Regions from separate parts of the Homo sapiens genome. Here region 1 is linked to region 2. A link is an interaction called in ENCODE POLR2A ChIA-PET data of the cell type or tissue named here. Cell type or tissue: MCF 10A. All regions are shown on one strand. Links, peaks and the distances in the headings refer to the core of each region. The heading gives the core; the rest is flanking DNA. Region 1 has its middle 120 kb from the start of LINC00705. Region 2 holds the start of MANCR (mitotically associated long non coding RNA).

Region 1 (4,409 bases), core at 211-4,210, 140 kb before region 2:
CTTCCAAAATCATTTCTCAAGTTCCAAGAACTTAAGAAGTTGTCAAGTTCAATCTCCCTTCTCCTCCTTGCTTTAGGATATTTATTATACCTGGCCATCTACATAGGAGTGTGTGTGGGTGTGTTTGTGTGTGTGCATGTGTGTAACATGTGTGTATATATATATGTATCTAAATATAGATATAAAGGTGCTATCTATAGCATATTCAAATAAGTATTTTTACAGTGTATTTATTTTGTAATTGTTCACATTACTACTTCACGTTTCCACCATCACCAGAAGCCTGACATGCTTTTGAGAACAGATGATCCACACTTTTGGCTTGATTTTCTAGTCATCTTTGTGAAATGACATGGCAAATAAAGTTTAAAAACTCTCCACCAATTTGTGCTATCTATTCTTTGAAAGGATGAAAGTCAAGAAGGAAAAATGGGTTCTTATTGAATTCAAGCTTGCTCTTTGCCTGGAGTCATCTGCCAGAAAATAAATTAAGGCTAAATTAAGTAGTATTTAAAGGATAAATTGTTATCGAATATCAGTGAGAGGATTGAGCAGGTTAAAAGTCAGTTGATCCTTTCCCATAAAGATTGAAAGTATTTTCACCTTTTTTGTGTTTTGTGTCATGCTATCAGGGCTACGATGGGAGCACATGGTGTGTTTAATCCATTGATATGAGCGTTTGTCAGATGGAGATGTCAATGTTTTATGTTTACTGAGAAAATCAGGTTACAAAAATGCTTCCCAGAATGGATTTCACTAACATTATTCATCATATTACTCAAGTGTTCCCCTGGAAACGCTAGATATCTGTGTTTCATTTTCTTTTATGACCAGTCTTCCATTTTGTAGCAAAGAACTATTACAAATTGACATTTACTTGTATTTTGAGGATTTATAGAGAATGTATAATCCCCCAATAAAAGAAAATGAGCCACTTTCATGGTGTATTTTAGTCTGTTTTCCTAATGTTTGAATTTCAGACAATATTTTAAAGCTTGATGACTTTAAACTTTTTATCTTAACAAAAAAACATTTTTCATCGTTAAAAATAAAACCAGTTTAGTGTGTATATTTTCTTCTGGGCTAATCAGAGCCATAATTACTCAAAATAGTAGCATTACTAACAATTTATTTCTAATAAAATGTTTCAAAATAATAGTCATTTTTATTTTTATATTATTAAGTGAGTATCACAAAATTTTAAAAAGCTATTGGAGTTGTTTCAGCTGGCAACAAATCTATCATTTCTGATCTCAGCATTTCACCCCATGTGGCAACTGCATCGTTCCTGGCTGTAGTCCTAGGTTCATGTAATTTAAAACTTTATATTAATTTGCTAATCATCTGATGGTTTTTTTTAGTATTTCCCAATCATATATTTGAATTCTTTAAACTAAGATGTTCCTAGTTTATTTTAATGTGCATTTCTAATTCCTACTTTTACTTTTGTTTTTAATATTATTTTGTTTCAGATGTGTTTTTAATTTCTGGGTCCAACCTAAACATTAGAAACATCTAATCTATTTATTTTCACCCAATTTTTAAAAAGTTATACTCTCTTAAATCACTTCTATTTTCTTCTATTATTTTTTGAAATCATCAAATTTTAGAATCAGAGGTCATCTTCATGACCATAACAAATCAGGAAATATCATACATGTGACAACACATATGCGAAATCCAAGCCTCCAATCTGTTTCTTGGGCACTGCACATTTACAGTGTTATCAGCATATACATTTATCTTTTCAGAATGATGCCTCACGAAAATTTATTGCAGGCTATACAGAGATAGGTATTCTTTGGAATTCCATCATGCCATATTATATGCTGCAAAGAGTGAGGTAAATAAAATGTGGCTGAAGGGAAGTGGAACAAGCCCGTGCGTGCATGTCATTTCGGAGTAAATAATTCTACAGTCAAAAGCCCAGCCTGTCCACAGGCAAGTCCTGAGTTCACAGCCCAGGAAAGCAGTCTTACAAGGATTGCACCATCTGTTGCCTAAGAAAAGCTAGTGTTTTACTATTTGTTGGTTTGTTAATCAAAATTTTAATTCACGTATTCATTTTTTGTGTAAAAGAACAGATCGTAGGGTGGAGGGTCAAGGTAAGAAAGCAATATAGAAATGTGTATTAAAACTTCTAAAAAATGTTCTAGCAATGGAATATCTCTTTGACCTAAGAAATACAGATGGATCAATTAAACTGTCAAACTCTATGTTGCATGAAGAGAAATAAAAGAACAGCAACCATCAAGACTGTCTTGTAGGCTGAAAGAAAATTATGGCCAGATTAAACCCCACCACTGAGGTTTAGATTAATTTCTAGTTACCCTGGCAGGCCATGGCCCAGGGCAAACCTGAGTAAATTCCTACTCTGTGAACCACCTCTCAGGTTTTGTTCATGGAGAAGGCTACACTTAGCCTCTGATGCCAGTAGAATGGTATACGATTGATTTGACTTGTGTTTTGCCCATATCCTGATTTGTTATAGTCATTATGATGACCTCTAATGCTAAAATTCTAGGATTCTAAAACCAATTTTAAAAATAGAAGGGGGCTGGCCACGCTGGCTCAAGCCTGTAATCCCAGCATTTTGGGAGACCGAGTTTGCAGGATTGCTTAAGGCCAGGAGTTTAAGACCAGCCTGGACAACATAGTAAGACCTCATCTCTACCAATAAAATAAAATAGCCAGACATGGTGGCTCATGCCTGTAGTCAGTCCCAGCTTCTCTGAAGGCCGAGGTGGGAGAATCACTTGAACCCAAGGGTTCAAGGCTGTAGTGAGCTTTGATGGCAACACTGCATTCCAGTAGCCTGGGTGACAGAGACCCTGTATCTTAAAAAAAAAAAAAAAAGGATTCAAGGGAGTACGACTTTTAAAGAAATTGATGCAAGAAAATGAATTAGATATTTCTTGGCTAAATTGGACCTAGAAATTTGAAACATATCTCAAACTTGCTCTTACCTGCCAACTGTTAGGAAAAAATATATATATATATGAGTGAAACGGAGGGAGAAGATTACCCATGGTGAAGCATGCTACCAGGGGCTACAGATATTTTTAATCAATATTAGTGGTATCTTAGACAAAAAGTGTCTGTTGCCAAGCCATGTTAATTAATGATTTTTAAATAGCTATTATTCATCTTTCGTTGTCGCAATAGCATTTGGTTTATGTTGACCTATATTAAAACTTGGTCTCTGTGGTTGGAGTCCAAGTACCATAACATACCTCTATGTTTGTAGTGTCACTTGAGTTTTAGAAGTAGGTGGACATTGGCTGTTTCTGTATGTTTGAACCTAAAATCAGAATAAAGTGTGGGTATGCCTTGGATAGAGGTGTTGCCTATGCTCTTTTCCTCCTTATAGTGTATGTGATAAGGAAACATGACCCCAGCCTCAATTCCCAGGGTAGTCTCTGCATAGGCTGAGCAAACCAGAGCAACCTCATGAACTCTACCAGGAGTGGTTCATAAACTCAGGCCTATGCCAGGCAATGCACAGCCATCCCTTGGTGTATCTGATTGGTCCAAGGGTGGGCATGTGACCTACATTGGCCTAAACTATCTGAACAGAAAGACTTTTATTCTGTGGTTAGGAGAAGCAGTTTTCTGAGTGTTATAACTCTTTATACTAGAAAAAATCTTTCCACCTCTTTGGTTTATTCATTTCAGATTTTTGGCATAATTAAGAGTTCCAGCTAATTGTTTTTATAAAACGTTCCACATTCAGGATCTGTCAATTATTTCTCATAATTAGATTCAAGTATGTGTTTTTTGGCAGCAGTACTCCATACGTAATTATGCATACTTCTGTGAAGTTAAGGAGTCACCAATACCACACTCAGGCTTGATAATTTCCTAGAAGGACTCACATAACTCACTGGAAGCTGTGATACTCGCAGTTACAGTTTATTACAGCAGAATTATATGAATTGAACTCAGCCAAGGGAAGAGGTGCATGGAGCAGAGTCCAGGAGATTCCCAGGTATGCAGCCGCCCTCTGCCAGTGGGATTGTGGGCAGTGCTGTCTCCAAGAAATGATGGGTATGATTTACGTGGAGCGCTGCCAACCAAAGAAGGTCCCAAGCCTTGTGTCTAGAGTGGCCACATACACATCATCGACAAACACCTGCTTGGCTCATCTTTAGAGTCCAACCCCTCCCAACATTGAGGTGACACTGCATGGCCCAAAGCAACACCCAAAATCACACTGTTAGACAATCTGGTGTGGACCAAGACTCCCAGGTACAAAAGACACTTTTATCAGACAGGACATTCTGAGAGCTTAGAGATGACCTCCTGGGTGGCAAAGGCAAAGCACAGGCCTCTCTTTGGGAAAGTTTAGCTTTTTTACTACTATCCATGTCCCTCGGCCAAGGTTCTTTTACAACAAAACAACCATATCT
Region 2 (4,409 bases), core at 198-4,197:
AGAGATCAACAGAACTTTTTAAAATCTGAACAATACCAAGATTGATAAGCAAAGTGAACAAAGCTTCATGGACCTGTGAAATAATCTCTGAAGTTCCAATATCCATGTAACTGCAGTTCCACAGCAGAAGAGAAAGAAAATGGGACATACAGACACACAATTATTGAAAAAAAAAAACTGAACTTTTTCAATTAGGTAAAAGATAAATTTACAGATTATAGAAGCTCAGTAAATTCCAAGTGTGAGCAAACATCATTAAAATGAGCAAGTATGTAATAGTCAAAGTATTTAAAGCCAAAGAAAGAATGTTTTCACAAGCCAGACAAAAATGGCATATTACATACATGCAAAAAATGTTTCAAATATCTTTTTCTTGTCAGAAATTTTAGATGTGAGAAGACAGTTGAAAAATATTATAAGGTAATGCAAGGAAAGAAACTGCCAACCCACAATTCTACATCCAACAAATGTATTCTTCAGAATATGAAGGCAAAATAGAGACAACCTCATACGTTCCACCATTGTGTTTTGGAAGCAGATAATTTGTTTTCTAGTTTTACAGTTCTGTGGATGAAGGGACTTTGCCCCAGTATGGATGAAAACTAAGAGTCTCACCCATACCTAATTTAGATCATTTCAATGATGAGATTTGTAACTTTTTGAGTTGATATTAATGTGACATTTTTTAGAGTTAACGCTTAAATGGGTTAAGAATTTGGGGGACATGGGTAAATGTATTTTGCACACGGGAGAACATGAATTTGGGGTGCCAGCTGGTGGAGTTTACTGGGTTAATTAGTGCCACCCTTCAGCCCCCTAAAAATGCCTGTTCAACTGGAACCTGTGAATGTGACCTTATTTGGAAATGGGATTTTTTGCAGATTTAATGATGAGGTAATCATGGATTAGAGGGATCTATAATCTAATACATGGTATCTGTGGTTTCCTCATAGGAGGGAAATTTGGACATGGACACATAGGGAAGACAGCCATGTGGAGACAGAGGCAGAGGTGGACCTGCTGCCGCAAAACCACAGGGCGCCAAGTACTGTGGGCCACTGAGAAAACTAAAGGAGAGGAAGGATTCTTCCCTGGAGCTTTGGAGAGGGTGCGGCCCTACTTTCACCTGGATTTCAGACTTCAGACTTCCAGAACCATGAAGGAATAAGCTCTCTTTGTTTCAAAACCACTCAGTCAAGGCACTTTGTTACAACAGCCTAGGAAACTAATACAGGAATTGGTATTAGTAAAATCATTATTGTTGGCTCATATGACCATACTCATAGAACTTTTAAGATAATATGTAAATAAGCAACTAAAACAAAAAGTCAGAAAGCTTTATGGTGCCAGATCAATATACAAATAAATATCATTATTTTCCAATAAAAACAATTATATAATGTAACAATAATAAAGTAATAATACAAAGAAACTTCCCATAATAGCTACCAAAAATTCTAAAGTAGTTATAACTAGTTTTTAAAAATAATATGTTCAGAAATTTTATATAAACAAATATAAATTTTAAGTTAAAAAGAAAAAGAAATGGATAAATACATCATTAATGAAGTTTCAATCAAAATTCATACATGAATATTTCACAGAATTTGACAAGTATATCTAAAAATTATTTTAAAGGAGTAAAACGAGCTTGGAATTATTTGAAGAAGAAAGTATTTATCCTTTTGTATATTAAGAGTTAGCCTAAGTCTCCCGGGACTCAATGGTATCACCTCTCTAACAAAAAAGGTCACAGAGATATGAAAACACATCATAAAAAAATCTATCGTTTTATCACACAATGATTTGATCACCTGTGCACATGGAAACAACCTTATTTTAAATCCTTGTTTAGAGTCAATTTTAAGGGATAATGTTGCATGTGAAGCTCCATAATCATTCTTTTGTGTTAAGTGGTTGAGGAAAATATCAGGCTGGTGAGATGTTAATTATAGGTCCAGGGAATAACTTGAGTTAATAAATCAGAGATGAGTCCAAAGTTCTGTAAACAAGTTTCAACATTTCTGGGCACCTGAGATTAAGCACAGCTCTGAGAAGTGCTCCACACGTTCCTAAGTATATGATGCAAGTTTTACTTTGGCAAGAAAATGTAACTATATCTAGTACCCACCTTAGGAACATGAATGACGAAATGGAGATTTCACATTTGCCAGATGAATAGGACTAATGTAGAAAAACAAATCAAACTGTCCTTTACTCTCAGTCAACCCCCTTCTCAATAACAAAAACATCCACATATCCACATTGTCCATCTATTTTAAGGTCAATATAGTATGGATATTATACCAACTTGCAAAAATAAATTAAACCACTTACCACAGGTATCCTCCAACATCATTGGCACCATTAAATAACATTCATTCAGAACTACTTTTAGTGAATGTAGATACTTAATGTTTACAGACGAGGAAATCTGAATGGTACGAAACAAACAGAGACTTGTTCAAGGTCTCACACTGACTCAGCAGCAAAGTCCACATAGGAAGTGAATGTTCCTGAAGTAGCACATTTTGTTTGGACTACAAGACCAACTGAGTTATTATCTTTATTTGAAAATGATTCATGCAAGTCTGCCACAGATGAAGGCAAGCTGTGGAATTCTTACTCAAACTCTTTGTTGTTATTATGGGAAAGCTTCAAGTCTGGGGTTTTTTGTTTGTTTGTTTAATACCTCATATTTGTTATCCGAAAAAAACAAACAGCGTTCATTCACCTGTCAAGCAACAAACGACTCTCCACGAGAATGCAGATTTTGATCAATAGGAGTTTTATTACTTGGCTCAAGTAAGGGGAGCACTGGGTGTATTCTCCAAAGCAGTGTCTCCCTGAGGGAAAGTGGCAGGAGGGTTTTATGGGGTGATGGAGAGGGGAGAGGGTGCATTATCGCATGTAGATGAGGGGTCCCAGCGGTGCAGACACAGTGTCATCATGGCAACACATGGGTTACATGTTATGATAACGGAACTACAGTTCCTCCAGGATGGAGACGTTACAGTCATGAGGAAGATTCACCAGGGTTCATCTCTAAGTTGCCAGGGTCTGTCAGGAGCTGGTTTCAACCAACTAGGTTACTATAGTCCACCCAGGGTTTAGGGAAGAACAGGCTGCAGGGCAGGAAGCTGTAAATCAGGCTGATGGCTCACGTGGATTAAACTCCTATGGTTCCTAGAGACCCTCCTTGTCTGCTTATATATCCTAGAACTGAAAAATAAATTGAAAAGTGAAGTGGTTATGGTGGTCGCACTTCTGAATTCTGGTATGCCCCTCCTACCTCCCCCTACTAAGTAAAGAAAGATAAATCAGTCGTCTTAACAGTATTTAAAACAGCCCTTCCCAAAAACTCAATACATGAAACTTTCTTTCTAGTTGATCTTTGTACCAAATGATCTGGCCAATAAAGGAATAAAATCTTTGAGCTCAAATAACCATGAAAATGCAATACCCGATTTTCCTAAATGCACTTCCTAATGTGAAGGCCATTCACAAAAGCAAATATCCACCCCAGATTCTACTGGGTATGAAACATCTCAATGACTGATACTTCATCTTATCACCTGAAAATTAAATAATTTTATTACAAAAAGAATTAGTAGATTATATTGCTAAATCAAGTTTAGCCTAGAGCTGCCTCCTTACATATTTTAAGTTCAGTCTAAACGTTTCTCTGTAGGTAATGAACTGTAACCTCACTGGACGTGTAAACAGACTGTGACCTACCTACTCTTGTGCCAATCATGGAGTTTCAGCCAATCACAGGCGGCCGGCTGTTCAAACCATGTTTAAATAAGGCAAACGCAGAGCTGTAAGCAATCTAGGTGTTTCTGCACCTCTCGTCCATTTTCTGTAAGTCCTTTTTCTGTTCATAAATCTTCTTCCATCACGTGGCTGTGCTGGAGTCTTTGAACCTACCCTGCCTCGGGAGGCTGCCCCAATCAGCAATTTGTTCTTTGCTCAATTAAACTCTATTAATTTAATTTGCCTAAAAATTTTTTAACAATGTTTACTAGTAAATTTCATTTTTTCTTGCAAAAAAGAAAAAATCCTGAAAACAGGAGTAGGGAAAGATTGATGGCTAAAATTAAATATGGTTAACTTTAATATTTTAACTTATCACAAGAAAATTGCATTGCTTTGGACTATAAAAGTGATACATAAATCTTTCACTTCAGTAGCGCCATCACCATCATCAAATATTTAAAAACTTACATATGAAAAGAAATATGGTGGGGAGGGAAGTAGACAGAAACAGTTAAGAAACTAGGACATAATAAGACAGCAAAATTCCTGTTGGTTTATTTTTTGCTTGTTTCCTTGCTTAGTATTCTCTGATAGCCAAAGAATAGACGAAATATTCTAAGAGCCAACGAATAGACAAAATTGGGCAGCTG

What was found. ChIA-PET counts read pairs that join two places held together with the same protein. Peaks named below come from ENCODE experiments on the same cell type or tissue, not always from the same donor. Only the 100,000 strongest peaks of a DNase experiment are listed, where the experiment ranks them.
Region 1: POLR2A ChIA-PET joins it to region 2 with 5 read pairs; 1 of 35 experiments calls an interaction of 5 or more read pairs at or near these places.

The regions. Positions count from the first base shown.
Region 1 is chr10:4,531,897-4,536,305 of GRCh38, forward strand. No RefSeq gene overlaps it. Among named protein-coding and RNA genes, the nearest start is that of LINC00705, 120 kb to the right of the region's middle. In MCF 10A, for the core only: no CTCF peak of the experiment used is centred there; a DNase peak (open chromatin) is centred at 1,935.
Region 2 is chr10:4,675,712-4,680,120 of GRCh38, forward strand. It overlaps MANCR (mitotically associated long non coding RNA), which reads right to left and starts at 2,359. Exons shown (of 4, transcript NR_024475.1): 1 at 2,338-2,359. LOC105376373 (a long non-coding RNA gene) reads left to right here. Exons shown (of 4, transcript XR_001747338.2): 2 at 954-1,108; 3 at 3,692-3,864. In MCF 10A, for the core only: no CTCF peak of the experiment used is centred there; DNase peaks (open chromatin) are centred at 2,100 and 2,510.